Linked DNA regions of Homo sapiens: regions 1 and 3 are each linked to region 2. The links are chromatin loops, found by intact Hi-C in ENCODE. Cell type or tissue: mammary epithelial cell. All regions are shown on one strand. Links, peaks and the distances in the headings refer to the core of each region. The heading gives the core; the rest is flanking DNA.

Region 1 (10,846 bases), core at 1,054-9,053, 130 kb before region 2:
CAGACCTTGGACTCTGGGTCAATATTCCTTTTCTTCCCTGCCTTAACTCTGACAAGACAGTGTGATTCTGGAGCAAATTCATAAAAGTGGTTTTCCTAAAAATTGCTTTAATTCATTACTGAATATCATGTCTAAAAAGTGATAAAAAGCCATAAAGTGCTACTTTCCCCCTAAATGAATGTGCAGCACATATTTATAAGCTTTTAGTACAATAATTTTATAACCAAACAGCTGCTGAAACAGTAAATTTTTATGACCAGTGTCTCAGTTTGTGTTTTCCTCCTAAATATGGTAAAATAAAGTTTTTGTGATACAATTTATCTAGTTCAGACACATTTAATAGAAGCATCAGCAAAAGGATGAGCAACAAAAGGAGAATTCATGAAATAAAATCACACTGGCAGTAGAGTTAAATAAAAACACATGTTGGTTACCTATTATTTTTACACATATCTGTGGTGACACCCTAGGGAAGCTTTCTGAGATTCTTTAAAGAGATCACAGCTAGGACTCTTTTAAAGCTACTTAGAATAGACATCCATCCTTAGCTCAGCATCCAGTTAACACACTAGTTGAACACCTTTCATGTAAGTGGCCCTGTGCTAGATATTATGACAAGATAACAATATGAATAAGACTTAGTCTCGATCTCTAGTTTACAATCAAAGAAGGGTGACATACATATATGCAGCCTTATAGATTATGAAGGAATATTTCATGGCAAGGTAATGAGCTGCCCTATAAGGTAATGAATTTCCTCTCCCTGGAGGTGTTCAAGCACAGGCTGGCCTTCCACTCAATGGCATTGTTATAACAGGGATTGATATGAGGCTAGAGAGTGGCAGTGAATCATTTCTAAGTGCACTTCCAATTTTAACATAAGCCCTAAAATAATATAGTTTACAGTTAAAGCTATAAAATAAACCCCTTCTTAAAGCATTCGTTTGCTGTTGTGTTAGTATTTTTGTTCCTGTTTATGATTTTCTTTATTCATTATTCATATGTGCTTCTGAAACACTTTTATTACTTCTTGAATGAAACATTTTCTGAAAGAGAAAAAGCTCGGCATGTCTTTTGAAATGGTAGTTTCATGCAAGATACATCATGTAGTTATTCCTAGTGACTTTCTTTTGGTTTTTCATTGAACAACTCACTAACATCTGATAAAACAGATTCCACCACCAGAATGCCCTGCAGTTAATGTTTATCACATTATTATTATATACTGGATCAAAGTATTGTATAAAAACTGAAATATGGTGTAATTAGTAGCTGAAAGCCTAACAAATGTAAAATAAATTTTAGGGAAATTAAAAATGTTATTTGGCACTGATTAGTACCATATACAGCATATTAAATTAAATAGCATCCCAATATGGTAACAATGTGTTTTTGGCAAGGTGAAGAGGTTAATTGTGTTGTAAAAGGAATTTCCAGAAGAATGCATCATCTAGTTTACACTGAAACCTCAATTTACTATGGCAGGAGGCCATATTACAGAACTTCACAGATTAGCAAGTAATTGACAAAACATTCAGAAATAATTTTTCTTAATTGTTGGTTGTTCGAGCAGTATATATTATTATATTTAGCACTCCTTATTTAATTTAATAAATTAAGGCGCTCTTTGTTGTAAACTAAAGTTTTCATTACACATTTTTAAGTTAATACACATGAAATTTGCTAAAAGATTTTCATGGTTAAATTTGTTATGGTTGACATAAAACTGCTCAGCCATTTGGAGAAAATGAATGTTTTTAATGTTGTATGCTCGAAAATGAGAATTACTGATTATTATGCATCCTAACAATATTCACTCCTCAAATTAAGAATTTAATACACCTTGATTGTCAGCTATACTAACATACTGAAACTTTTATTAGTGTATGTAAGTGAATTACATTTTTTTCTGCAAATCCATAGGTTTTCTTTCTATTGAAATGTTATATTTTTCCACTTGTCCAGCTTCTAAAGGAATAGAAAAGCCCAGTAAAGACTGATGGATTTCACATAATGACTAACATCTATAAATTACTGCTGTCATATATAACCTCCTTGAAGAATGCATCATCCCTCTGCAAAAAATTCAAAAGTGATGGTTAAAATTTCAAAATATTAAAATACAAATGAAAACATGGCCAAATATTCACGAAGAAAGGGTGATGTCCTAGTCTGCTCAAGCTGCCATAACAAAAAAAATACCAAATGTATTAAATAACAAAAAATTTATTTTCTTAAAGTTCTGATGGCTGGTAAGTTCAAGGTCAAGGTTCTTGTCAACTCAGTTCCTAGTGAGGGCTCACTTCCAGGCTTGCAGACAACCACCTTTTGGCTGTGTCCTTACATGGTAAAGAGAAAGAGAGACAGTAAGCTCTCTGGTGTTTCTTCTTATATGGGCACTAGTCCCTTACAGTAAGTTATCACCAGTTTTGCTGTGATATATATAGAAACAGTGAAAGATTGGGGATGAGTGCCAGGAAAATTAGTTGGGGCCAATATAAGTTGCATCGGCTAAATAAAAACTTTTCAGGCCTGCTCTTATGAGCTGAATGTTTACGTCCTTCCAAAATTCATATGTTGAAACTCTAACCTCTAATGTGATGGCATTTGAAGACGGGACCTTTGGGTGGTAATTAGGGTTGGGTGAGGCTCCATTTAATGTAATCTGCCCAGACCCAGTCTGTCCCTGATACTGGTTAACAGGAATATGTGGCATTTACAGTTATCTGCAGATAAGGGAAAGACTAATAAAAGATTTAAGCAAAACTCAAAATGGTTCTTATATTTAAATTTTAATACATGTAACTCTTTTAAAAGGTGAAGAATGATTAATTCACAGAAATAAAAAATAATCATATCAAATAAGCAGTAGACCAAAATGAGGAAGGAAGATGCCAAAAATTAAGTTACTATTATGGTTCTACTCTTCAATATCAATGTATAATCTTTTGGTTGTTACCAAAGAAAAGTTAGGTCAAAATAGCACAAACTATAAAAGAATTATATTGGCCCACCTAAGTAAAATGTTATGAACTTTTCTATCTATATTCAGAGAAAGCTTGCTTTGGCAGTTCACATTTCTGACCAAAACCCTCTCCTTTCCCCAGTTCTTCCTCCTTGGTATTCACTCCATTCTTAGCAACTTTCTGTCCTTGTGGTCTCACATTGTCTTACAATGTCTCCCAGGCTTCTATTCTTTTTCATTTATGTCACATAGATAAGAGCAAATGTCTCTACCATGGTTCTGTCAGAATAGTGAAAAAGTATATTTTCCAGGAATTTCAGATAATGTTACCCCTCAGTTCCTTGCTCACATTTAGAATATAGGCCCTGAATCAATCACTCTGAACAGAGGAAGAGATGTGGTAGATTATTTTTAGCCAATGAGGCCTTACTTCTGTGGCTGAAGAGGCATCTAGTTTCCTCTGAAATATATGGGTTGCATGGGGAAATGACAAAACCCCAATAAAAAGAAGAATATACTTTTATCAAGAGGAAAGGGGAATGGATGCTGGTGTCTAACAGAAATGTACATAACTGTGTCAAACATTTCTACCTTCTTACTAATCGTCTCGTCTTTTAAGTAATTAATAGAAAAATCATGTGTGTAAAAATCAGTCTACAAAACTACTAAGCCAATTCTCATTCCTTCCATGAAGAGCCTCATCATCAAATGTGTTTATTACAAGAAGCTGCCTTCTCTCTTTCTCCTGCCAATTTAGAGTTCCAACATTCATGGAAAATGACCCAAGAAGTCACTGAACACAATCCCTTTGATAATGTACTCTACTGGTTAATACTTAAAAAATAATCTCAAATGTAAATGGCTTTCTATCCAATAGTAGAATGAGATAATAATGCATACAGCCCCACAACTAATTAAATTATATTCTACAATTCTCTTACCTTTCCAAAGCAAACCACATGCTTCAGTTCCTCAGTTTTCGGTTCTCTGTTTTTCTAATTGGGCCCCTGAGCTAATTAGTATGAGTCCAAATATAAGTCAGTGGGTACGTAAAATATGTGAATAGATGAACAGGTACAAATTATTAACCTGGCATAAGGGTGTTTGTGACTTCAGATTCTCCATGCAAAAGCATATATAATAAGGCTTCACTAAGTAGAGAAGAGGTCATTGCACAAATTAGAGCTGTGCTGGATATTTTCCATTTGTTCCTCCAGATTCACTGCCTTCATTTCTGCACCCTGGCCTGTGTTCCAGTACCTCATCTGTATAGACTGAATCTATTCTTTTGCTCTTCTGATTCCCGGTTGGGTTTGGCCATTAAAAGGCACCAGCAGGAAATAAGTAAGGACGTAGAGAATAATGTCATAGAAATTCTTTACCCAGCTCTCTCTCCTCTAGTAATTCGCCATGGGTCGGCTGTGTCCCTCTATACAATTTCACTGCTCTAATTAACAGGCCTTTCTCATAGAGCTATTCTGGTTCCAGTAACTCTTCCTGTCTCAGTTATTTCAAAGCTAGGATTAGGGGCTTCCTATTCTGGCTAGCCCAAGGGCTGGAATGCTGGATTCCTTAAGTCATGCACACATTTCATAGTCCACTAACTAAACTCCTTCGACCCACCTGGTAGAATGTGCCATCCACTTCCTGTCAAGACCATGAATGACACCAAAGGTCAGTTAGGATATAGGAACAACATGGGAAACAGTGAGTTGTACTTAGCAAAAAGTGGGACTGGCCTAACTAAACTAGACAGAAATATTAAGGAAAGTGAAAAGTAAAGTGGAATCACCAGGAGAAGGGCAGTTAATAAAGGCCCCAAATCCAGAGGACTTTAGAGTTTGATTAATAAGAAAAAAAAAATTAGAAAAGTTTTATAAGTATAATCAGAGCACGTTGAAAGTACAATTTCATTATATTCCTTTTGTTTTTTGTTTGTTTCTTGGCTTGTTTGTTTTGAGACAGCGTTTTGCTCTTGTTGCCCCAGCTGGAGTGCAATGGTATGCTCTCGGCCCACGGCAAACTCCACTTCCTGGGTTCAAGCTATTCTCCTGCCTCGGCCTCCCAAGTAGCTGGGGTTATAGGCACGTGCTACCACGCCCAGCTAATTTTGTATTTTTAGTAGAGGCAAGGTTTCATCATGTTGGTCAGGCTGGTCTTGAACTCCTGACCTCAAGTGATCTGCCCACCTCATCCTTCCAAAGTGCTGGGATTACAGGCATAAGCCACTGTGCCCAGCCTATTCCTTTTGTTTTTTACAGTAAAATGGTGCTGAAAAGAATGAAGGATTCAAAGATAATTCAGAGAATCCTAAAGACATCTGGGCAAAAACTGATACAAGCCTGAGTCATGAGGCTGACAAAAAGTAAAGATGAATCACAAGGGACACATGGGATCTCTTAATTATAGAGAATAAGAAACATGAGGGGATGGGATTTATAGGGTAATCATATAATTTATCCAAAGCAGAACACTTTTGGAAGTGATTTTTAAAAATTCCATTAATATTTCAGGTAAGAAAATAGGTATATTCCAGGATGGTTTCCATCAAACAGAGATATATAGTCAGTTTAGGAATAAACCATTTTTAGATTATAAACCTGAATTCTTCAGAAATAGATTTGATTTTTGTGCAATTGAGAAATTGAGCAATAAAGTAAAGTATGTGGGAGTTGGGAAAAGAGATAAAAGGGCCATTTTTTTTGGACATAAGATTGGAAATTCCCAGCTCAAAGAGCATTTGATAGTACAAGGCCAAACTAATGGTCAGTTGAGAATATGAGACAAGAAATAGAAATTGAAATCTTGTCAACATAAACAATGAATCTGCTCTACCACAGAGGTATTTTCTCTGGTAGAAACTCTCTCCTTCTTAACTATTTATGTCTGTGAATTATTTTCTCCACTGCAATCTAAGATTCTTTGGGGCAGTGCCAGCTTCTAATTCGCTTTTGTAAACCATTAGGTTTAGCATAATGCTGCATATGGAAAAGATGCTAATAAATACTTGTTGAGTTATAGATGTGTTTTACTTAGGCCACCTAAATAGTGCATCTGTTACTGTGTCTCTGTCCTGCCATGGCTTTGCCATGCCTCATCCTTCACCTAAACAAAGCCTGCTACTATTCAATATGCTTTGCCATAGAAATAAAGAAGAGTCTAAGAATTAATGTCAGCTAGGGACTGAGCTATAATAAGATTCCCGTGTTGCTTGAAAGTGAGCTGGAGGCCGGGTGCAATAGATCACACCTGTAATTCCAGCACTTTGGGACAGCCCAGGAGTTGGAGACCAGCCTAGGCAACACGGCAAGGCCCCCATCTTTACAAAATTTTTTTTTTAATTAGTCAGGTGTGGTGGTGTGCACCTGTAGTCCCAGGTAAAAAGGAGGAGGCTGAGGTCGGAGGATTGTTTGGGCCCAAGAGGCCAAGGCTGTAGTGAGTTCTGATTGTGCCACTGCATTCCAGCTTGGGTGACAGAGAAAGACCCTGTCTCAAAAAAAAAGAAAAAAGGAAAGTGAGCCAAAATATAAATTAATTTAACTGTGTCGCACATAAAGGTCTCATGTCTTTACTGAGCAATGGAGTAGACAAAGGTTTTGTTGTGACACTGATTAAGTAGTGTTACATATTTATATGTGATATTTTTAAAAATTTTTTATTTTTGAGGAGATATTTTTGAGGTGTTGGAAAATATTCTTTTTTATTTTAATAAGATAAATGCACTGAGCACAGTGGCTCACGCCTGTAATCCCAGCACTTTGGAAGGCCCAGGCGTGCGGATCACCCAAGGTCAGGAGTTCAAGACCAGCCTAGCCAACATGGTGAAACCCTGTCTCTACAAAAATGCAAAAATTAGTCAAGCATGATGGTGATGCCTGTAGTCTCAGCTACTCAAGAGGCTGATGCAGGAGAATCGCTTGAACCTGGGAGGCAGAGGTTACAGTGAACCAAGATCACACCATTCCACTCCAGCCTGGGTGAAAGAGCAAGACTCTGTCTCAAAAATAAATAAATACATACATACATACATACATACATACATACATACATACATAAAATAAAAATAAATGGAGGAACTTTTTAAGTATTAATAACACTTTGATAACCCAGGTCAGTGTCTGACCTCTAACAAAGTGAACACCAGCGGGCTACTTACTCTCATGTTTTTAGCAATTGGTTTTATAGATATAAGTAATGTCTTTCCCATTCATTTTACTTTTTTAAAAGCAGGGGCCATTCCTTTATTTGCCATTAAAACCTAATTCCCTGTTCTGTATCTAACTGGCTTCTGTAGCCAATAAACGTGAAGTACATCCTGATAGATGATGTTATTCCTTATCTGGCAAAAATGTAGCAAGTGTTTGAAATGTTGCTAGGTGAAAAGCATGAGATATGGATTTTGAGGGTCAGGAATTACAAAAATAAATAAAACATATTCCCTGACCTCACAGAGTTATAAATTGTTAACGGTGACTTACCTGTGTGATTGTTTTCCCACAACACTTTATGACAGAAATGGAAATGTCACAAATGCTGTAGAGTCTCTTCGTCTCTCTCCTGCCCTTTTTCCTTCCTTGTATTTAAGATATCTATTTTCAGAGCATGTCAATATTGAATATTCATTAATTTTCAAAGTCCTGGGTTTTTGCCAGTTTAGATTTAGTTGACGTTCCATTACCCTGTTGAACAGATTTCATGGCTCTCTAATCAAATTAGCTCACTTCTAAACACAAACATTTTTATAAGACACTTGCCCAAAGCAATTGTGACTTAGCTCTCATCTTATTTTTTAAATAAAAAATTGAACAGCGGGTTATTAAGTTCAGCACATCACCTGCTGTGCAAAGAGACCAACACACATGAGTTGCAGCCAATCTTCCTACAGCATTTCTCACACACACTGTAGATCAGAGTTGTTACACCACTAATATTCAAAGCCCCCTGGATTTCAATTATACTTTATTTATTATCTTAGCTGCTCCACCATTTGCAATGCACAGTAATCTTCTACACATTTGCTGCCTTCACCTTAATGGTTGTGAAGTATCTGCTATGATGCATTTTGTCATTTAATATTAGGTTTACTATGCAAAACACAGCTAAATCTTGACAGGCCCCATAAAAACTCATCCTAAATGAACCATTATATTGTATGCTGTCAATGTAGACTAAAAAAAATACAGTGCCACTCCACAAAGCTTGCAGAAGCAGCAGAAAATAGTGAGTGGTGTTAGTTCCAAAAAGAGCCTACAGCTACATATTATGTGCTTGACAGGATTTATTGTTATTATAAACAACCAATCAGGATACTGGGTGAGCATAACTGGGAAAATGACAACAATTAAAATTTAATTCAGTTCAGAAAGTAGTTTTTGAATTCTTACAGAGGATTAAATTTTTAACAAGGTCTGGATTCTGCCCTCCACAAGTTTGGCAAATGTAGAGGGAGAAAAAGAGGTTCCCATCTGACCATAAACAAGGCAAACTGTAACACAGGGTGAAACAGACCCATAAATACAAGACTGCGGCAGGCCCAAGTAGTGGCAATTAATTGCAGACCCCAGGGCTATTGGTGAGTGGTGTGCTCATGATTCCTGAGGCCTGTTCATCTTTTCAAGGGTTCCAAAATGCAGGGCTGTGGACCTATTATGTTGGAATCATGGAGAGCAGTAGGTTCTGGGATCCTTGGCACTTGACAAGACACTGTAGGCACAAAGGTGGTTTGCTATCTAGTCTGTGTCCAAATCTCCATGAGAGTCATAAGTAAACAGATTGACCTGCCCTGTCCAAGAGCTGCTTACATCCCAGAGTACAGTATATACTTTAAGAAACATGCTGGGTGAATCAGATGTTTAGCTGGTCATTGAAGGCACAACTGTGCTGCTGAGACTTGCCAGATGTTGGAGATCCTACCACCTCACAGTCACCATGATGGCATATTCTCTGTTCCTGACAATCCCCAGCTCAATAAAATTCATTCACTAGTCTCCCACCCTTCAGTAAGCACGTTTGTGCCCGAGCTAGCAACTACATCATTGAAGTACAAGTGCTGCATTACTTCTTTAGCTCTGCCCCAATAAGCATCTCATCTCCTCCAGATAACTCAGCATCCTAAAGCATAAAAAGGAGCTGGTTCAAAGTTATCAATACCAAAAATCATCTTTCTCTATATGACATATATGTGATACATATCTTATTACATTTACATACAGTAGACTTAAAAATAATGAGGCTATGTATACTGTTTTCCCTAGAAAACAAAATTGAACCCCTATAGGGTAACCCATGGAAATCTAATGATAGTCTTTTGTAGATAATGACATAGTCTTTAATGCCATACCTTAAAAAGTGAATCTTTTTTTTTTTTTTTTTTTTTTTTGAGACAAGGTCTGGCTCTACGGCCCAGGCATGATCTCAGCTCATTGCAACCTCCATCTCCCAGGCTCTAGCCATCCTTCCACCTCAGCCTCCCGAGTAGCTGGGACTATGGGCACACACCACCACCCCCAGCTAATTTTTTTATTTTTAGTAGAGATGGGGTTTCATCATGTTGGCCAGCCTGGTCTTAAACTCAAGAGCTCCAGTGACCTGCCTGCCTCAGCCTCCCAAAGTGCTGAGATTACAGGTGTAAGCCACTGCACCTGGCCAAAAATGTTATTCTTATAGTGACATATTTACATATTAAGTGTAAAGCTCTATTCAGCAATCTGGTCTGGTGAGTCAGGGACTCTAAAATTTAGTTTGATCTAAGTGACTTGAGGATTGCGCCATTTGCTACAGATTTAACCCACATTCTGCCTTCAAGGCATATTCTGTGGTCATCACGTAGTTGCTTACTAATACTTGGCTCATGGCTTTTAACAGGCAGATTCCAAACCAACAATGGTTGGTTGTATCTTCTATTTCTTGTTTATTTGTGACTACATATTAACAGTCTTCCTGAAAAAAAAATGCTAGATAAAATAAAAATAAACATGCGTTTTAAGTAAATAGAAAAAGGTAAATAATCTCAACATTTTTGATCAAAAATTAAAGGGTTTTAGGATGCCAAGCTGGGAAGCTGCACTGAAGCCACCACAGTCTCGGGATACTTACTGTTCCAATAATCTAGAATCTTGAATGTTAGGAGCAAAGCCAGAGAAGAAAGATAAGACATCGTGGTCCAAACAGACAGTTTATTCAATACCACCTGAATAAAGTTGGAGCATTGAAAGGCCTTCAAGCTCAGTGTGAAGATGGACTAAGGAAAATCCATCCTCCAGGAAGGAGATGTCACAGGAAACTTATCTGTCTTAGAAAGGACTCTTGGTGGAAAAATATAATAAAATAGAAAAAATCTGCTCTAAAAATGTGTAACTCAGGCCTGCCTTTACACTGATAGGGATTTGAATTTATAGCTCTTGCAATTAATTAAATCTCAAGTTAAACAATTAAGTTGGTCCTGTGTTGGTAGGCTCCAAAGTCCTCTCTATAAGGATTCATAACCACTGAGACTACATGCAGCACAAAAAGACAAACCCCAACCAGACATGAACTCACAATACAGAAAGAACTATGCCAATGAGAGGTGTAGTGAGCAGAAAGAACATATGATTGAATTAGACAAGCAAGGAGTTTAGCTATTCCAACTACCAAATGTGCATTTTGGAGTAAGTGCATTTGATTTTTCTTTTTTAAAATAAATGAATTTAGAGCATGAATAAGACAAAAGGTATTTTCAAGCAAAATTGGAAATGCTTTTAAAAGAATAAAACAGAATCTTTGTATAAGAGCATATAAAATTTACAGGCCCATATCCACGTAAACCCCACTTAGTTTTTAAGAAAAAAAACCTTTGTAGAACCTTAGAGGATCCTTTTATGATTCTTAACAATCAAGATC
Region 2 (10,846 bases), core at 1,184-9,183:
GTGCTATAGCTGCAAGCCAAGGAATGCCAAAGATTGTTGACAAGCCACAAGAAGCTATGAAGAGGTAAAGAAGGATTCTCCCCTATGGGTTTCAGAGGGAGCATGCCTCCATCCATACCTTGATTTTGGACTACTAGCCTCAAGTACTGTGAGACAATAAATTTCTCTTGTCTTAAGTCACTCTGTAATACTTTTTACAGCAGACCTAGGAAGCGAATACATCTCATAAAAGGATTTGGAGGCTGGGCACAGTGGCTCATGCCTGTAATCCCAGCACTTTGGGAGGCCAAGGCGGGCGGATCATGAGGTCAGAAGCTCGAGACCAGCCTGGCCAACATGGTGAAACCCATCTCTACTAAAAATACAAAAATTAGCTGGGTGTGGTAGCACATGCCTGTAGACCTAGCTACTTGGGAGTCTGAGGCAGGAGATTCGCTTGAACCCGGGAGGGAGGGGGAGGTTGCAGTGAGCCAAGACCATGCCATTGCACTCCAGCCTGGGTGACAAAGTGAGACTTTGTCTCAAAAAAAAAAAAAAAAAGGATTTGGAGTGCCTGTTACATGCAATGATGCAGACTTTAAAGACTGATGAGTTGGAAGGTAGAAGTTGAACAAGCAGACCTATATAAAAAGGTGTCTTAGGAAGATAAATCTAGAAATTTAGCCATGTTAATATATTTCCTGTTCCCAGTAGATCCATATGCTCCTTGAGGGCAGAACCCACGCCTTCCATGCCAAGCCAAACTCAAAATATACTGACTAAATGAGATCTTTCAAATAAACACTTTGGTGTGTAAGCTATTTATGAAAAATTTGGAGGTAAAACATTTTAACACATTGAAATTTTACTCTTCTAAAGTAAAAATCATCTTCTCATTTTATTTAATTGAAGAGGCAGCGCATGCAGTAAATTAGGTCCAATTTGCATGCAATTGTGCATGCAATGTAGATCTTGGCTTTAACTAGGGAGCAAGCTGTGTACAAACTCAAGCACCCTTACATTTGAAGTTAACATTAATTGTTTGCTTAAATTTTTCAGTACTTTCCTTCTTTTGCTTTCAAAGACACATATTATAGCATTTTGCTTTCTAATTTAAAGACCACAAAATCCATAGCTGATAATAAGAATCTATCCCTCAGGGGCTAATACATTTCTCTGACAGCATAGTAGTAATGCCCACAAGCTCTGTAGCAAGCCTGTAATTCCGTAAAAAAATCTTCATGGCTTTAATTCATATGATTTTGCTCTGTTTAATTATATTTATCATCCAATAATATTCTGTGCTTATAAAAATAGTGAATGGTATATAGAAGAAGCAATGTACTGTATCATATTTTATGAAATTTCATATGCCATGTGTATTGATTGTGTATAAACTAGAGAACATATTTGTTTAAATTAAGGTTTTAAATTCAGTTTCATACCAATTCCTTCATCTCATTATCTGTAATATATTTGTTTACATCCATGAAAATGTTACCTGGTTAAATTACAAAATTTTTCCTAATTCAGATTGATTTATATCTTCTATCCTCTTAATTTGTGTGATTTCATGTTGTGATCATTAAATAATTAAAAAAGGACCTTAGTTTGATCAAATTAATATTGTTGCCCATGAATGTTAATTAAATTTGCAAGGAAAAAGAAAGCAGAAACCAGATAAAAGAGAAAGCTGGACATGTTTAAAGATGCTATGCTGACCTTACAATAATTCTAGTACAAGCAATTCTCAAGGTCTTTCACATGCCCCCCAGACTTCCACTCCTGTGACACAGGACACCCATTGACACTTTTATTCTTAGGAGCATTCATCTTTAGAAATTGTCCTTTAGTTCCCCTTTCTGCAAATTTTCTTCTTCTTTAGAAGCTCCCAGATTTGTCCAACTATCCCCAATCAGTGGTTTTTAAATTTTAATGGCAGCTACAAAGATGCCCGGACCTCCATCAAACATTACTGAAATCAGATTCTTGAGGGATAAGGCCAAAAAATTTGCATTTTTGAAAAACACTCCAGATAACTTTGCTGCAGAAGATCTAAAACCTCAGAGGGAGAAATACTGTCCTGGACTTTTCAGCTCAGTGATGCCTTCCCAGCACACTCCACTTGCAACCACTGGATCCTCCTCCTTCCTAGTTTACAGACATTGTGTCTACATATACCCTCCGTTGTTCTTTTCTCCTCTTAAATGTCATGTAATCTGCTGGACTATCTTGGGCTACTGAGAGAGTGCTGGGAGGATTTTGCCAGTTCACATGGAAGCATCTTCATAAAAGTCTTCTGATGGCTGTGGCCAGCCCCCTTGGAAGAGGTCGTAACCTGGACCTGGGAATATCGTTCAGGTGATAATTAGGATTTCACCATGTTCCTTAAATAATATGTTGTGCATGTCTTCCATTTGCACAATGATATAGGACAACAGTGAATATCTCTGGAGGGGACTTCCTATTGGATAGATCTTAGCTTGAATTCCCAGTCTACTATGTGCTACCTATGTGGCCTAGGTCAAGTAACGTGACCTCTCTGCGCCTTGCATTTATCAAAAGGAAATAATAATTTATACTTTCCAGAATTCTCTGGATTAATAGTGTAGGAAAAGTGTCCATAACATGAGTACATGGTATTTAATAAATGGCATTAAAAACATATGCCAAAAGTGTATCATTTCTACGAAAAAAAAGACTGGTCTGAGATCCTTAGTGGTGCCAGGTGCCCATGCAATCCTTGCACTACTAACAAAGGCCATAATTGTGGAGTTTGTCCCAAATTCTTAGCTGCAACCCCATGGGTAAATGTAAAGGCTGAGATAAGGATAAAGGCAAGGCCATTTAAATTAATTGAAGGTCCTGAATTTTTTCCCTTTGGGGAACAGCTTAGGGAGGGGAAAGAAAAGAATCTCTCCATTAAGACGGTCTTTAAATTGGCAAGCAAACACTTTTTGGTTAATATCAAACAAAGGATCAATGTAAGAAAAAAATTATGTATTTCTCCTGTCCAAACTACCATATTTCAGAGCATACTCATTGGCAGTTTTCCATCATTTCAGTTTCTGGGACAGGGACAGAAGCTTTGGACAGCCGGTTTGTTTGTGTTTTATTCTTTTCATTTGTTTGTTTAATTTTCCATTATGAATTGGACATGAAATGTGCAACCAAATTCCTGCATTAAATATCCCTGGCATAAAAGACATGCATTAAATACCCCTGAGATAAAGGACATCCCCAATATACTCCATCATTAATGAGCTTAGTACTGAGTTTCAATCGCAAGAGAGGAGTGGCAAGTTTTGATATGTCCTACAGCAAATGATCGAAGGTTTTTACCCTCCTTGTAGTATGAAGAAAGTATCAGTCAAGTTATCTCCTAGCCTGGACTGAACAGGTGAGTAGTTTCTATGCCTTAGATATTACTACCATGAAGTGAAGGATACAATTACATAACTGTAGGCTGGGGGCGGTGGCTCACGCCTGTAATCCCAGCACTTTGGGAGGCTGAGGCGGGCAGATCACAAGGTCAGGAGATCGAGACCATCCTGGCTAACACGGTGAAACCCCGTCTCTACTAAAAAATACAAAAAATTAGCCAGGTGTGGTGGCGGGTGCCTGTAGTCCCAGCTATTTGGGAGGCTGAGGCAGGAGAATGGCATGAACGCTGGAGGCAGAGCTTGCAGTGAGCCAAGATCTCGCCACTGCACTCCAGCCTGGGCAACAGAGCAAGACTCCATCTCCAAAAAAAAAAAAATTATGTAGCCATAGAATAGGTTTACAGCCTAAAATCCTACGCAAACCTACCATAAGCTTTTGTGAATTAATGAGACCTTTGAAGCATTAGACATTTTATTCCCTCTTTCTTAGCATCATAGTTGGTCCTCAATATCTTGACACTTTCAGGCATGCAATACTTATTTTGAAATACATATTTTCAAAGCATTTCGATGCCTACTTTTCCCAAAAGAGCATTTAGATTCTTCAGTAAATGAACCTAGACATACAATTTGTGTCTTATCTTCCACTGGCCAAAGCAACTTATATAGATTTGTTTTCTCACAACTCTGCAAAATACAGTAAATACAAGAATAGTGACTTTTTAATTTTGTGGACTAACTGAGGAAAACAACGATGAGGACAGTCTGGAGCAGGAGTAGGCAAACTATAACCCATGGGCCAAATCTGGTTCAATGCCTGTTTTCATACATAAAGTATTATTGATTGAAACATAGCCAGGTTCATTTGTTTATGTATTGTCTAAGGTTGCTTTCACACTAAGATGGCAGAGTTTTAAATATACAGATACTTATTATCCACAAAATCATCAATACTTACTATGGCCCTTTACAGAAAACATTTGCCAAATCCTGGTCTGGAGCACAGCCCTAACAATTTGAAGACCAATGTCTGTGGCCTTCCATAAATTTTCACTTGTTGACAATCCCTGGACAGCAGATGGAATTTACGCTTAAACAATCTGGTTATTTTTATATTCTTAAATATGAGAAGTTATCTTAATTTTTGTTGAATACCTACTAGAAGTATATTTAATTCTCTATTAGATGATATTATTTCCAAATAAGTTTCTGAAAACTACCATCCTACACATTATTCTTCTTCAGAACTCTTTGAGTACATTTTCAAATATAGACAAAATGAAAAGCAGACTTTTAAAATAGTACTTTGATGGGAAATGCATTATTGTAGTAGTGTATATAAGAAAAAGAAAAGGACAAGAAGGTGATGCACAGAAATTGCCTTTAGATATTTGAGGTTATATGTATAAAGATATATATGCATATACATACACACATATAATCTTATAGATAATTTGTATACTCCTTTTGATTCTGGTTTGATCCTCCAGATCTATAATTCAACACAAATAATAGTGAATTGCATGTTTATTGACTTTTTTAGGTAAATACTTTTACAGCCTAATGTCATACAGTAGCGGCTGATAACATCAGTTTAGACATGGAACTGCTTTACTTAGAATTTGTTTTTCTCTCAAAGGGTCAAAGTATCCTTAATAAAAGAGAAAGATTTCCCTTATGTTTTCAGCTAGCCACAGCAACTAGGCACAACACTGAAAAAAAAAAAAGACAAGTAAAACTGTCTTTCAAACTTCTGTTTGCCCTTGCAAAGTGTCCTGGCTTAGGTGGATATTGAATATTGAATAACTTTGTCTATTCTTAATCCAAAGGCAGTGCAAAGCAAAAGACTAATAAAGAAGGATTAAGACTAAGGCCACTACATAGAGTCATCAAGTCGTAGAAAAGACTATCATAACATTTCTGACTCCACATCTAAGTTATCCTAAAATAGAAGCTGTTCTTTGAGCAATAGAGCATCCTTGCACTGACCTGGAGCACTGCTGCAGAGTCCAATTGGGTTAGAATTAAATTACATAATCATTTAGTCATAGTACACATTCTTATTGAGTGACGCAGGCATCAGACATGGTACTAAGTACTGAGTGTCCAAAGTCATGCAACGCAAGGTCCCTGTCTTCATGAGGCTTTTATTTAGTGGCAAAGGGAGACAACTCAATCTGGGAGAATGTGGAGAGTGCTATACTCTACTGGAGTTCAAACCTGTGACTCCCACCCTCACGTAATATGAGCATGTTTTATTTAACTCATTAATTAATAAGATGTTATGACCAGATCAAAAGTTGTTTTATAAGCTGGACAGAGACCATCTTAGAATGAGATTGATGGGTAGATTTAAAAAGTGGCTCATGTCCAACAGGACCATAAACCTTTGGAGTTATCTGCTCCACCTGGCAGAAATTATTTGCAGCTCCACCATGCAAAAAGCTACAAGTCAACAGCGAATGCTACAAAGTCTGGAATTTGTAATTAATAGTAAACAGTGAGGTAACCTAAGTATATTAGTTAATCTGTAGCTGGCCTTCTTTCAAAAAGACAATGAATGGAGGCTGTCCACATTTTTTACTTATTTCTTAAGCTTCAGATATAGTTTCTGAAGCACAGAGGAGGCCACCTTGAGGTCAGGATGGGGCAAGGCAAGCATGGCAGCATTTGAGTTAAGATTTGGAAGCTAAGTAGGAAAAACTGGCCATGGATGTGAAGATGGGCATTCCAGGAAAATAAAGAAAAATATGTGGCAACTTCACATTCATTCCTGTGCTACGCTGTGTAATTCCCCTGAAGGCTGGTAATTCAAAAAAAAAAAAAAAAAAAACCTCTAGAAAAAGATAGAAAACACAGAAGTTCCCATTTTTAGAATGGAGAATCAATCTGCCAAGTTTAGATAGGCATGGATTAAGAAATAAACTCACAAGGAAGCATTATATTATCCAGAAGCTGTGAAGGACCAGAATGCCTCCACAAAGCCTAGGGGATGTTCCACATTGGACCATGAGCCTAGCGAATGACTGAAAAAGGGCAAAAAGGGGGAAAAACTGTAAATGGTCTATTTCCTAGCCACATGTGCTGCTTGTCTGAATCAGGTTACGGTCTCTCACTTACTCTATTTAGAATTCTGTACATCTGGGTGTATTTTTTTCTAGTGTTTCCTATCATATCAGTGACAGAATTGTCAACACTGAGGTATCCATAAATTATACTGCAGTCTAGTAGTTTCCAGTGTCTGCGAAGCTTAGAACAAAAGACTCAAATGCAAATGTGAGCTGCTTAATTCAGTGAGTATTTGTGATGTTACCCAGGTGCCAATGACATCTTTCTGACCAGCTCAGAGGCACCAGGGAGCAACCCAACATACATTTTTAATGTGCTCAGCTGTGACAGCATATACACACAGAAGACCTTAAGGCCTTAAAGCCATCCTCCTGGAAACCACTGCACTTTTAGGGACCCAGAAGAAATGGTTTAATTAATCTTCTTTTTCAGGGTAGCTTTTTTTGATATAAATTATGTACACTGAAAACCTGCCAATTATAGCAAATTAAGGGACTTGGCAAGTGCATCCCTTAGAGGCAGATGGTAAATAATATCCAGATTCTGATTTGAAATAGGACCAGAGATTAGCTGGTGCAGAATGTAAAAGCAATCTAGATATGAGAAATAAACAGATTTAGTGTGAGCTCAAGAGGAGGGTTTTGGTTTGGGAGAGCTATAGTGATGCATTGAAAATGGATGACTCATTATCACTACGTGCATTTCCCTGAGATGAGCCAGCTCCAAGTGCTTCTTTCTGTGATTCTTTGATGAACAATTATTTATTGCATTAGTATCTTCACTATGTTACTCAGATGCTTCCGTTTCCTAATCTGTGCAATGAGCATAGAGCAGGTTGGGGTGAGTTTTTAATGTCATCACCACATCATGTGCTCCGTGTAGTACTTGACGTACAGTAAGCGTTAAAAAATGTTAGCTGTTTTTGTTAGTTATGACTACCAAAATAAAGAACAACTCTCACATACCTTCACCCTTATGTTTTGGCCAAAAATCCTAGCTAATGCTTATGAAAGCTGATTATGTGCTTCTACCTGATTCCATCAATTTCTTTACTTATTAATAGCATTCAAAATAAAGAGTCTGACCTTAACTTTGTTTATTTTTCCTTCTTAAATCAACCGTTAGCATTCCTCTTATCTATTAGGGCTTCCCATAATACTCTCCCCCACCCTCTGCCTTTTAATGTATAGTCTAGATCATTTGTGCTTAATTAGATAAAACCTCATCTCTTGTCTCTATACAACATTTTAGTATCTATTACTTCACTGATAATGTAAAAATTTTTGCCACATACAACACAGCTTTACAACATAAAGCTTCATGCATGATTTCATACCATGCTTCATACTCTTACTAGCTCTTCCACTATTCTCATTTATGCATGAGGAATGGGAGGCTCAGAGAGTTTAAGTACTATGCCTTTGTCACACAGATGGTGGGTCCCGGGAGCTGACTTGCCTTGATATTCTGTTGTCACTCAAAGACTGAAAACCACATAAAACCAAAGGAAATCGTGAAAGATAAAGTGTTCAGGTTGGTGTATCCTTGAAAGTGCCAGAAGAGAACTCCACTATGTATATCAAAGTTAAGGTGATTATCTAGGGAGAAGTTTAGACACATGCAAGACCAAATAATATTACTTCTCTGCTCACGTTTTTACTTCTCCAACCTCAGTTTGTATCTGGTTTGAGTCACTACAGCAAGGAGGATGGTGACCTCACCTTATTCGCTTAGTAACTAGATTTCTTGTTTTGCTAATTCACCACAGAAATAATTTAGAACAATTACTGGGTTCAGTTACAGATTCCACACTTTGGGGGAAAAAAAAAAGTAGGGTAAAGGCAGGGAGACATCCACCAGATGACAAGGTAAGAATGGAGGTTAGAATGAAGGTAAATGGGCAGAGCCAACAGAGCAAAACTCTCAGGCTCTGCTTGCACAAAGCTGTCGCAATCCTGCAACTCCCAGAAAACAGTCGTCACATTAGCCAGTACGTGTACGGCAATCTTCCCGGAGTCCGAAGTCTCAGATAGGACAAACTCAAGCGCACATTCGTCATGTAATTCATGTTCAGCCTAGGTTGCTAAAATTAGGGAATGACTCAATCATCATACACCATTACAGCTATTTTCAAGGCTGTAAGTGATGCGTTGCACCGACACTGATGCAAAAGCTTACCCCAATTAGCTTCTGCAAATGCTCTTCCTGCAACAGAGCTTCGTTTCCTAGGAGCCTTCAATCTAATTACAAAGCTTGATTCTCCCGCAGGGCCTGCCTGGCCAGATGATTTCATTTTACTTTTAGGCTAACCTTTGCCATCAGTGATGTCACTGAAGTGTTCCTTCTCTTGAGAGGCTCCTAGGAGCACACTAAAAGGTTAATTTGTTTGATATTTGGTTAAAGAGACTTCTCTACTGGAGGGGCTCTGTTTTGCTGTAGGCAGGTAATGGTACAAAGCAGGCATCTTCAGATGAAGGCAATTTGCACCCAGCCAGCACCAACATAGCTTTATGCACTAACTATCCAGCAGCCACTCAGATAGAAAATCACTGCTGAGAAGGAAGTCAATGGATCCTTTCTGCAATTCACATTATTCACTCAAGGAGATTTTGCATATTTCCTAGTGCTTTTTTTCTCTCAAAAACAAGAGCTGCAAGGCTCAGTGGAAAATGTAACCAGCTACGCAACAGGAAAAACTTGTGTTCAACCACCTTAGGCATCAGAAAAACAAAGGAAAAAGCACAAGTAACGTACATGCCACAATTCCATAATTATTATTCTCCAAACTCAAAGTATCTTTGCTACCTATAGACATCCTCTCCACCCTTCTCTGCCCTTTCCCTAGTGGCCCTTGCTGTGCAGAACTAAAGATGCTATAGAAAAGCTCAGATCCCAACTATGGCCACCTGTAATGGTTATGCTTATTATAGAGAGCCAGTGCTGACAATGAGGGTGTATAAACCAAACCAAGGCCACAAGGTAAGAAGCAGAAATCAAGGCAACCTAATATTTTTTATGAGTCACGTAATAACAAAGAATCGGTTCCACCAATTTTCCCCATTTACTAATGCCATTCAAAATAAACATTCTGACTTTAACTTTGTTTATTTTTCCTTCTTAAATCAACCCTTAGCATTCCTCTTATCTATTAGGGCTTCCCATAATATTCTCCCCCACCCTCTGCCTTTCAATGTGCAGTCTGGATTGTTACTTTTGCTTAATTAAATAAAACCTCATCTCTTGTCTCTATACAGCATTTTAATTTCCATTACTTCACTGATAATGGAAAAACCTTTACAACATAAGAATATGAAGCATGATATGAAATCAGCATATGAAAGTAGCAAATGAAAAGGGGTAGCTATTAAAATGAAATAGGAGGGTCCATGATCAAATTCAGCAAAACAAAAAAACATAGACAGAATGAACGCACACACAATACTCCCTGAATATAAAAATGTAGTTTACATTAAACAGTGTCATATGAGATAAAAAAGAAAAATTACTTTATTCAGCAGGTAATAAATTATAGGACTTGTCTAAGGGCTCTTAAGTGAAATTTTTAAAATAAATACATCCTTAGATAAGTTTGTAAATAATAAAGTAAAACCTGATTGTTGAAAGTTTGGGTAAAGATAGCAAATGGAAGAATGAAGCCACATCAGATCACATCATTTACATTTTCCATTATGCCTTCACAAATGAACAAATAAATAAATTTCAGAATAAAATAAATCATGATCAGCAGCAATGAAAAAGGAGTGCTGCACAACTGAAACTATAAAACATTATTAACAAGCAAAGAAACCAAAATGAAGCAACAGAAGATTCTAGAATAGAGCAGAGCAGTGTGGGCAACGTAACTGGCTTCTAAACTTTCACCAGCATTCTAAAAGTAATAATGCTGAGTTGATAATATACGAATGATTTTCACTGACTGCCAAACTTTGAAGAAGCAAATTGAAATTGTACTCTTGTATTTTTTTTTTCTAACTGAAAAAAAGTGAAAGTAGTTCCTGGGAGGGAGAGTGGAAAGGAGGAAATTAAGAAAAAATGAGGATAGTTAAGTTTGCAGGGGTTCACTGTGGGAACAATATGCAAACCTTAATGTCTACAGAAAATCATGATTTAAGATGTTCAACACAACCTTAGCTTATCACCTTTTCATCTCCCATACTCTCAACTTGTAGCTCAAAGCAACAAAAGTAGATAGCAATCATGGTGGAAAAGAAATAAAAAACTTTTTTTTTTCATTTTATCAGCAAAATTAGGAAATCAGATTACCTCTGCCAAATAATTCACATTAAGTATAAGCAATGCTAAAACAATCTGAGTGCCAACAATTGAAAGACATTATAGGGGGAAAAAATCAATAAATAACTGGTAAGTAAAAAATAGCATAAAATATGCACAAG
Region 3 (10,846 bases), core at 1,887-9,886, 220 kb before region 2:
AACATTATAGAAAACTCAGCAAATTTGATTTGAGAGTTAAAATAATCACATAAAATATAAATGATTATTAAATACTGTTAATTTAAAGAAAAATAGTCATCAGATCCATGTTATTCTAATATTTTATTGCCTTTTGCCAGGTAAGCCACTGTGGTCAGAGAGCACTGTGGAAGAACAGCTTGACTTAGGTTCTTTTAATCAACTCTCATGTAGAAGGTTGTAATCACAAACAAATTCTTAGGGATAATGTTTTTTAAATAGTTGAATTTTCAACAGTACCTAACTTATGCTTTACCCTTTGTACATAACAGAAGCTAAAATTAATGATTTTATCATTCCTCTATGAAAGGCATCTGAAAATAATAAAAAGTTACAGGTTAATAATCCCATATAGCGAAGGTCAGATGCCAGAAACTTTTTACAGCACTTTCTAAAAACAACTATATATTAGATCGAAATGTAGTCAATGAAGTCAGCCCACAAATTTGCAAGGTGTCTAGGTTCAACAGACCTAAAATCAATAAAGCCACTGAAATCAATACACCTTTCTCATGAATACAGCCTGTTAACTAATCAGGGTTTAAATGGTTTAAATGATCTTGCCTGCTGGAATATAAATGTCTCACTGCTTTGAATGTAATATTTGGATCAAACCATTATTCATTAACATGCCAGATTCATTAGAAATAGCCTATTGATTCCACAATCAATGAAGCATATTCACAAATTGCTGAAAAGATTGTTTATTAAAATCCCGTATTATAAATAAATTCATTGATCTCTAACTATTTGGGTAATGGGTAAACTAAAGGTTTACACATTTAAAGTCTCTATATACTGTAGAAATAAAATTTGTTACCAGGATTTATACTTTTTTATAATCATTATTATTTTTTTCAAATTCTAAAGGTAATAAATGTTGACTGCAGAATTGTTTTTAAATATGGAAGATCATAAGTTAAAGTTTATGAATAGTCCTATCATATTCTAGTAAACACACATACATACTTATATGCACACACATGTATATGTGTGTATGTGTGTGTACATATTTAATTTATTTAAATTTCATTTCTGAATTTCACATTTTTCTGCCTAAAGTGTGTAAATAGAGTTGAAATCTGTTGTAGGTGACCTTGGATACAGATAATTATTCAAATTTAACCTATGAGTTCTCACCAAAGTTTTGCAGCTACCTCCATTCATTACATAACTCATTGGCTGTCTCAGCAATACTATTTTTATCATTTGAATAAACTTTCTTTCATTTCATGTCTTGAATATCTTTCAGTAAAATTAACTGCCTAGCCCTCTGTGCTCTTGTGCAGGTAGTTATTACAAGTGTTAAATTGGACAGTACTGTGATTGGCTGACAGTTTTCCCCTTCTAGATTGACACATACACACACCTACACACACACACACACACACACACACACACACACATATATATACACTTTAAAATTACGCAAAAACAGGTATTTGGTTTTCTTTCTAAACAAAGGCACCTCTAGTTGTTTCTAAGCAGAAATTAAGGCATTTCTTAAAAATTTAACTGTGTATTATGTAAATTTATGTTAAACTATGCAGAGAAGAAGAAAGGATAGTGTAATAAACCCTCTGTGATCATCACTCAGCTCCAAGTATCATTTTTTTAACATTTACTTCTTTATCTTCTCTCTTTCTGTTTTTGTTAGTATATTTTAAAATGGACTCTACATATCACTTGACATATTTTAAAGGGATCAGATTTATCATAAACATTTTTATTAACAATATGTAGAAGCTGTTTTTGTAGAAGAAAATATTCTTCCATCATATAATTTCATAATGGTGGCAGAGTATTTGAATTTTTTACTGTTATATAAGTTACCTAGCTTTTCCCCTGCTTTTGAACATTTGTTTATTTTTCACTATTCTAAATACAGTTTTTAATCTATATTCTTTTCATTAGACCTTTGCACATATTCATTATGATTTTCATTGAATGAATTTCTAGAAGCTGAGGTTCTGGTCAAAGGGCATACTAAGTCTAAAGGTTTTTTTGATATATATTTGACATTGGGCTGTATTTAAAATGAAAAGGTTAATATTAATGGGTTAAATGTTGAATTATTCATTAAAAATATGACAGATAACTTCAGATTGAATATCTTAGCTTTTAAAATCTGACATTGGCTTGTGGTATATAACAATGTTTGGGTTTCCTTTATGATGTGTGCATTTCTGTGAAGGAAAAAAGCTAGACTATGTAGATTATCTTTGCAAGTATCAACTAATTAATTTTCCCTTTAAACCTATTAGCAAGGCAATATTATTATTAGCCTCCCATCTTGTTACTATGTTAATGAAATAGTATAGTCGACTGTCCTGGGGCCACGTCCTATTGATCTTTTAATGCAGATAATCTGAGCACAGAGACTGACTACTTATGAATAACGACTTCAGACCTGGTTTTTAGACAGGCTTCCAGAAAAGAGAATAATAAAAAGAACAGCCAGAACAAGGAGTTAAATTGGAATTGGTTATCAGATCATGGTGAATCAATAACTAATAAACATTCAAAATAACTAGAGTCCCATCAAGCTACAGACCACAAGAAAACATGATCAATGTCTTCAAACAGCTTAAAATATAAGCAAATAAAAATGAGTAAACCATAAATAAAGCAACATGATTTTGGCCACATTAGCTCCAACTATTTTTTAGGCAATTTATTAAAGTAATTTTTATAAAAACATTGCGGCATCTTTAATCCCATAACATGTATAAATAGAAAATGCAATTAGTAAATAATTTTCTTCTAGAAGTTGGCACAGTTTTCAAGAAGAGTTTTTTTCTTTCACTTAAAATTTTAGGTTTTTTTTGGCATTTATTATTCAGTATCTGGTGACATGTTTCAGAACAATAACAGAATGAATAGTTTGTTCTACTCTCTGTTCTTCGCTAAACTTTTCTACAGATTTCTTGTAGTGCTGCAAACACATCTCCCTAAAAAGCAATTTAAAACAAAACAAAACACTACAGAGACAGCATGTTCTTAGCAAAATTTGGTGTACAAGTCATAGAGAGCAGGTGGTTGATTCAAAGAGCCTTACACTTGAGTATTAAACTATGCGGTACTAATGTGGGAGGCAAACAAGGGAGCCAGGGTTGGGGGGCTCCTAGAAAGCTAAAGGAAAGAATTTACAAGAGCCAGTCAAAGCCCTCTTGGGCAGGTGACTTTGTAAGTATCTATTGCTGCCTTCTTATGAGCACAAGAGAAGAACAGAAAACAGCCATTTATAAATAGAGATTACCATAACCTTTTAACCTGAGGAAGTGTGAGGAAGTGAAAGCCAGAGACTCATTCATTTTCTATAGCCTCTATGAGAACAATGTGACAAGAGGGGAAAATCTAGCCAGCTTGAGAGAAAAGAGACCAGGTTTGGCCATAGCTGATTCCTGAGGAAAGATGTAAAATTAAAGCTGTTTTCTGACATAAACATAGCATAAGCCAATAATGTGTTATAAATACATTTTGGAAATGAATAAATCCTTAAAAGAATATTTTAAAGGTCTGAAAGTATATTTCTATGATAAAAATATTCCAATTTGATTACCCTTATTACTACTTAATGTAGGTCACCATAATGAAAAGACTTCTGAAGGATTCAGATTTCATTCTGTAAAGCTAGCTACAACTTGAGGTGAATGTCTTTTAGATACTTCTGAACAGTGCTTGAGAATAAAAGTTTGAGCTTTGGACATACAATTGTTAAACCTTTACTTTCTTTGATTTGTGTGAAATTAGTGGATAAAGAAAGATAAATAAATTATGGAACCTGAAACAACAAAATGAGTAGAATAATATTGAGTAGTATTGCATTTTCTGTGTTGTAACTGGACTATAAGCATCTCACAAATATTTATTTTAAAACCACTAACAGATTAAGATGCAGTATAGTTTCTATTGTAGACAAAGCACAAGTTGGAGCTTCTATTATGTCTTCCACAGACTATTACAGCAGGTATTAGCTTTACTCTGACCCCTTTGCCCATTCTAACGGCAGTTAGAATAATCTTTTAAAAATATAAATCAAATTCATTAATTCCCCTTAATTCACGTTAGCAACTTGATTGAGTTGTTGTTAGGATCATTGAGTTGTTGTTAGGATAATATATACAAAGTGTTGGGTATCTAGTACATAAACAGGTCATAGTCATAGCTACAGAAGCAGGAGGAGCTACCATCACTATCCTCACCATCACCACCACCATCATCATCATCATTAACAGTGGCTAGCTGCTGGTGATTTTAGGCTGAGAGCGGGCTAGAGTCAAGCAATGTAAACATTCTAAGGTTTTATTCTACTTATAAGCCAGCAAGTTAGCCTGTTACTATTTCAAGGGTCCTGGCAAAAGAGATGAGAGTCCTGAGCAACAGACAAAAGCCTCTATTAAACAACAAAAGCAGTAGTTAGACATTTATGTTTGTGGCAGTTCCCCATACTTCTGCTCAAAACCATAAGAGCAACACAAAAAGCTTATATTAGCTCAGGCTGCCATAAGAAAACATCAGAGGCTGAGGTGATTAAAACAACAGAAATTTATTTTCTCACAGTTCAGGAGGATAGGAAGTCCAAGATCAAGGTACTAGCAGAGTCTATGGCTGGACAGGGCTCACTTCCTGCCTTCTTGAGAGGACAAAAAGATAGATCTCTTCTTCTTCTTCGTATAAGGCCACAGTCCTTGGGGATTAGGGTCCCACTTTTATGACCTCATCTAATCTTAATTAATTCCTAAAAACCCTATCTCCAGAAACAATCGCACTGGGAGTCAGGGCTTCAACATATGAATTTTGGGGGTCAGAATTCAGTCCATAACAGGACCCATACTATATGCCTACATGTGCAGTGGGTTGCATTCTTGGAGAGAACTACCAATTGTGAGGCTCTATGGTTTTTCTTATTGTTAGTGGAAGGAAGCTTGCCCTGGAACTGAAGATAGACATTACCCCATTCCACAAGGTCGCTCACTGCAAGCACAACTCAGAACTGATACAGGGAAGAGCATAGTCGGGGCTTCGCATTCTTGGCCTTCTCAGCAAGAAGAAGCAGAGGAAGCTCAAGGCCCATGGCAGATTGCCTCTTCCAACACCAGGGCAGAACTGAATCTCAGTGCCTGTATTTCTGTCTACCTAGGATTATCAGTACAGGCCTAGCTTCATCTGAAACCATTCTGTTAGCAATGCACGTCTGCATTGTTTTACCGAGGAAGGAGAAAGAACAGAATTGCCAAAGAACTAATCATCTCTGGTGCCAAGGTGTTAACAGTAATTCAGTGAACAAAGGATGATTCACACAGAACAAGGAACAACAGGAGAAAGAAGTGTACTCTTTAGTCTCTGTCAGTTTGTCTAATTTAACAGAGGACTTCTCTTCAAAGTGAAACTGTTTTGTTTTTTTTTTTAAAAAAAGGGAAGATATTTAGCCTGCAATAGCAATTTATTTGTTTGTTGGATCATTTCTTTTTCTTGGGTGTTTTCTGTGAGTCATACAGTTTTATTCTCAGAAACACAAGTGGTGGTCATTCCAATCAGAATTTGATATTATCTTAAAAGTAAAATCACAGCTATATCTAAACTAAACAGATTGATTTAAAGAATCAATTTCTTTTTGGGTATTACAGATTTATTCTTAGCAACGCCTTACAAGCAGGAAGCCCCACCACAGTTATACCACTAGTTTGAATATTTAAAAATATTTTTAAACATAAAAATTATTTTTTTCAAAACAAACAGCATTTTCTGTAACAAGAACTTATTGATATATTTTAATAAATGTAAGCCATTATTTATTTTCTATACTTATTTACAGACTAATTCTTTAATGGATAAGGACAGATCATTGGAATAAACTATGAAAGGGTATGAAAAAGACTGAAATCTCTTGACTGATATTTTTGGATATCTGATTTATTTTATTCGATATTGCTGTTGCGGTGTCTCTGGGCTCAGTAATCAATATTTGTTTTGAATGTTTATTTTTCTATTCATGGATCACTAACAATGTATCTTCTCTAGACTGAGAGCTCCTAGAGTTGGTGATCTCTCTAGGTACAATCAGAAAACAAAATTTCTCTGGTCAATCAGAAAACACAAATTCTCTCTGATTATGTGTAAACTGTAGCATGGTTTTAATTTTTTTTCAAACAAAGTACACGTTTTAAAAATCATTTCTTTTTTCTTTATTTTTTCAGGTGTCTTTCTGCATTTCTGAAGCGGTCCCTGTAAGACTAAAATTTGTATTCCTCAATAATTGAATTGAACTTGGTGAGGACACAATCTAAATATTATGTGCTGATTAAATAGAGATCACATTTAGGGGTGTGGAATAAGCATGTAATACAAAATTGTTTATACAACTTAATTAAAATTTTTTAAAAAGTATAAATTAAATATGAGAAATTATCTCCATAAAGATTCAGGCCCACTGAATTTAAAATTTACTTTGTGTGTGTATATATACACACACACACATATATACACACACATAACATATATATACACATATATATACACACACATATGCATATACACCAAAGTACGTTTTAGAAGAATTTTATAAATATCAGTATAATAAAACTTTAAACAAAGTTTTTGTATGAAATATAAGTGTACCTAAGTATTGTGCTTCAACTTATGGCATGTTTAGCTACTCTAAGGAAAGAAGAGGTTGTCGAGTAACTTTTTAAATAGACAAAAATATTGTATATATAAATGTACTTATTTATTTCTATGTATGTTACAATCCCCCAAAATTATGCTTTGCAATGCCTAAAGAAAGTCTCCACATAAACTGCATACACACAAACAGAAAGAAATATAGTAAAAATATTGGTTCATTGTTTAAATTCTAAAATAACTCAAATAATTCAAAAAAAGACAGGGAAAAAGATCATAGAATTAAAAAACAGTAGATTGACAAACGGAAAACTAATAATAAAATGATGGAAATAAATCTACCCATAGAAATAACTACATTAACTGTAAATGGTCTAAACATACTAACTAAAAGACAGTTATTTCAGGTCAGATAAAAAACGAAACCAGACATCAAAATATACTATTTAAAGAAACCAATGGTAAATATAATGATGAACAAAGGTTTAGAATAAAAGATGAATAAGGATATAAGATGAAACACAATTTATTTTTTTAAAAACTGAAGACAAAGTAGACTTTAGAACAACAACAACAAATCACTGGGAATAAAGAAAGATATCATATAGGGGAAAAATGCCAATTTTTTCAAGAAGACATAACAATGCTAAGTGCATATGTACCTAATAACAGGGATTCTAGATACATAAAACAAAACATATTGAAGGAAATGAAAAACTAGACAAAGCTGGTATACCTGGAGACTTTAGCACAACTCTCTCAGTAATTGATAAAAGAAGTAAAAATAAATCAGTAAGGATATAGAATATTTGAACACTATCATGTAGAAAACTCCATCTAACTATAGCATAATATATATTCTTTTCAGGTACACATGAAACATTCACCAAGTTAGACTGTATTTGTGAATCACAAAACAAGACCTAGTAAATTAAACCTGATGGGAATTATTCAAGGTAGGTTTTTACCATAAAAAATTAAACTGGGCCAGGCGTGGTGGCTCACGCCTGTAATCCCAACACTTTGGAAGTCCAAGATGAGGTCAGGAGTTTGAGACCAGCCTGGCCAACACGGCAAAACCCCGTCTCTACTAAAAATACGAAAAGTAGCTGGGCATGGTGGTGCACGCCTGTAATCCCAGCTACTCTGAAGGCTGAGGTGGGAGAATCATTTGAACCTAGGAGGCTGAGGTTGCAGTGAACCAAGATCGTGCCACTGCACTCTAGACTGGGGGACAGAGTGAGACTCTGTCTCAAATAAATAAATAAACAAACAAACAAACAAACTAAAAATCACTAACATAATTAAACTGAATTAACAACTAAAATAAACAAGAAATCAATTCGCCAAATATTTGGAAATTGAAAGTCACACTACATAATTTGTAAATAAAGACATTTCAAGGGAAATTAGAAAATATTTTACAGTGAATATTAAAATACAATGTATCAAAATGTAAGGGATATAAAAACATTTTTGACAGATGCTGCCAGAGAACAGCTTAGAGGGAAATGTGTAACTTTAAATGCTAATATTGGAAAAGAAAAATGGTTTCCACTTTAAGAAACTGGATAAAAAAAAGAGTAAACTAACCAAACACAAGCAGAAAAAAGGGAATTTTAAAGAGGAAAAATACATCTAAAAACAGAAAGATAATAGAGAAAATATTAAAAACAAATGCTGCTTTTTTGAAAGGATATGAAATTTATAAACCTCCACTGATAAATTTTAGTAAAAATTCAAAAAAGATAAGTAAAATTGACAAACCTCCACTGATAATCTTCCAGTTAACCAAGAAATAAAAAAGAATGTATCAATTAAAAATAGAAAAAGAATTCGTATAATGTGACTGACCCAGTGAACATTCAAAGGATAATAAGGAAATACTGTAGACAACTCCATGTGTATAAATTCAACAACCTAGGCCGGGCGCGGTGGCTCAAGCCTGTAATCCCAGCACTTTGGGAGGCCGAGGTGGGCGGATCACGAGGTCAGGAGATCGAGACCATCCTGGCTAACACGGTGAAACCCCATCTCTACTAAAAATACAAAAAAAAAATTAGCCGGGCATGGTGGCAGGCGCCTGTAGTCCCAGCTATTCGGGAGGCTGAGGCAGGAGAATGGCGTGAACCTGGGAGAGGGAGCTTGCAGTGAGCCGAGATCGTGCCACTGCACTCCAGCCTGGGCAACAGAGCAAGACTCCGTCTCAAAAAAAAAAAAAAAAATCAACAACCTAAATGAAATGGACTAATTTATTGAAAGACCCAAACCATCAAAACTCATGTGAAAAGAAGTAGGCAACAGTCAGTTCAATAGACAGATAGATAGATAGATAGATAGATAGATAGATAGATCGATAGATCAAATAGAATTTATAGTTGAAAATCCTCATTAAAATAAAAGAAAAATCTAGGCCCAGATGATATCACTTGCAAATTCTGTCTAACATTTAAAGTTGAAATGAACACCAGTTCCACAAAAAAAATTTCCAGAAAAATAAAAAAAAACAGTAAATGTTTCCTAATTCATTTTGTAAGACCAACCTTATCCTGGTAGCAAAATCAGACAAAATGATTACAAGAAAATAAAAGCACATTGAGAAAAATTGCTCAACAAAATAGAAAATTAAACCCAGCAGTATTTAAAAAGAAATATGCATCAAGAATGAATGGGATTTACCTCAGTAATGTAAAGCTGGTTTATAATTTGAAAAATCAGTTCACCATATTAACAGGCTAAACAAGCAAAACCTTATAATTAAATCAAGGCGTAAGGGAAACACATCTGACAAAATTTAACATGTATCCTTGATTTAAAAACAAACTTTTAGAAACAAAAATACTCTTAGAAAACTATTAATAGAAGAAAACTCCCTTAATATGAGAAAGAACATCTATAAAAACCTGCAATCATATCAGACTTCACAATGAAAGTGAAATACACTTAAGGTTAGGAACTCTGCGTAGATTTTCACTCTTATCACAGCTATTCAATAATCTACTGAAAGTCATAGCTAGTGCAATAAGATACGAAAAGAAATGAAAGATATTCACATTGGAAAAGAAAATGATTAAAACTGTCCCTACCCTAGATGAAATATTTGTCTTTGTAGAAAATTCCAAAACATTTTCTAAAAATTTCCTAGAAGTCAATCAGCTTACTAATGCACAGGATATAAGATCAGCAGTGTAAATTTGGTCATATTTCTATGCACCACTATTAAACATTGCAAATCAAAAATTTTAAAATACCACATTACTTATAATACTTTCCAAAAATAAATACCTGTGTATAATTCTAAAAAAATATAGAATTTAGGATCTGCATACTAAGTAAGTGGAGAAACATGTACTACCGATGGACTGGAAAACCTAATATGATTAAGATGCCAATTTTCTCCAAATTGATCTACAGATTTTGTACAATCTAAGAAAATCCTAGCAGAATGCTTTAAAGTTATAGGAAACCTGATTTTAAATTTTATATGCAAAGGGAAAGGAATTGGAACAGACAGAAACCTTGGGGAAAAACCCACCAAGTTGGAGAACTCTCAGTGCCTTATTTTATTTTATTTTGAGACAGGATCTGGCTCTGTTGCCCAGGCTGGAGTGCAGTGGCAATGCTCACTGCAACTTCCACCTCCTGGGCTTAAACCAACCTCCCACCTCAGCCTCCCAGTAGCTAGGACTACAGGCGTGCACCACCATGCTCAGCTGATTTTTGTATTCATTGTAAAGACAAGATTCTGCCATGTTGTCCAGGCTGGTCTCTAACTCCTGAGCTCAAGCAGTCCACCCACCTTGGCCTCCCAAAGTGCTAGGATTACAGGTATGAGCCTGGCCACAATGTCATATTTTAAGATATACTAGAAAGATACTATACTCAAGACAGTACAGTATTGGCGAAGGAATAACCACATAAAAGGATGGAATAGAATGGAGATTTCAGAAAACTGACTCATAAATGTGGTCAACTGATTTGTGTAAAAAGTACAATGCAATTCAAATGACAGTATTTTCCAAAAACCGTGCTTGAACTGCAAATCCATATGTCAAAAAACCCCACAAACTCACAAAAAACAAAGCCAAGAAAGCATCATGCTATATATCACTGCACGTTTTTAAAAAAGAAATTTGAGAAATCAGACTTACATGTAAAATGTGAAACTATAAAAATCTTAGGA

The links. Hi-C counts contacts between places; a loop is a spot of excess contacts. Peaks named below come from ENCODE experiments on the same cell type or tissue, not always from the same donor. Only the 100,000 strongest peaks of a DNase experiment are listed, where the experiment ranks them.
Region 1: it touches region 2 in a loop (7-fold over the local background); 3 of 110 quality-filtered maps call a loop at or near these places.
Region 3: it touches region 2 in a loop (2.9-fold over the local background); 2 of 110 quality-filtered maps call a loop at or near these places.

Annotation. Positions count from the first base shown.
Region 1 is chr6:140,173,615-140,184,460 of GRCh38, reverse strand. No RefSeq gene overlaps it. Among named protein-coding and RNA genes, the nearest start is that of MIR3668, 26 kb to the left of the region's middle. In mammary epithelial cell, for the core only: no CTCF peak of the experiment used is centred there; no DNase peak of the experiment used is centred there.
Region 2 is chr6:140,048,089-140,058,934 of GRCh38, reverse strand. All of the region lies in intron 1 of LINC02941 (long intergenic non-protein coding RNA 2941), which reads right to left. The region is part of intron 2 of LOC107986652 (a long non-coding RNA gene); the gene reads left to right. Among named protein-coding and RNA genes, the nearest start is that of LINC02941, 77 kb to the right of the region's middle. In mammary epithelial cell, for the core only: a CTCF peak has its summit at 5,996; a DNase peak (open chromatin) is centred at 7,204; H3K27ac peaks cover 3,006 bases.
Region 3 is chr6:140,264,417-140,275,262 of GRCh38, reverse strand. No RefSeq gene overlaps it. Among named protein-coding and RNA genes, the nearest start is that of MIR3668, 65 kb to the right of the region's middle. In mammary epithelial cell, for the core only: no CTCF peak of the experiment used is centred there; a DNase peak (open chromatin) is centred at 5,292.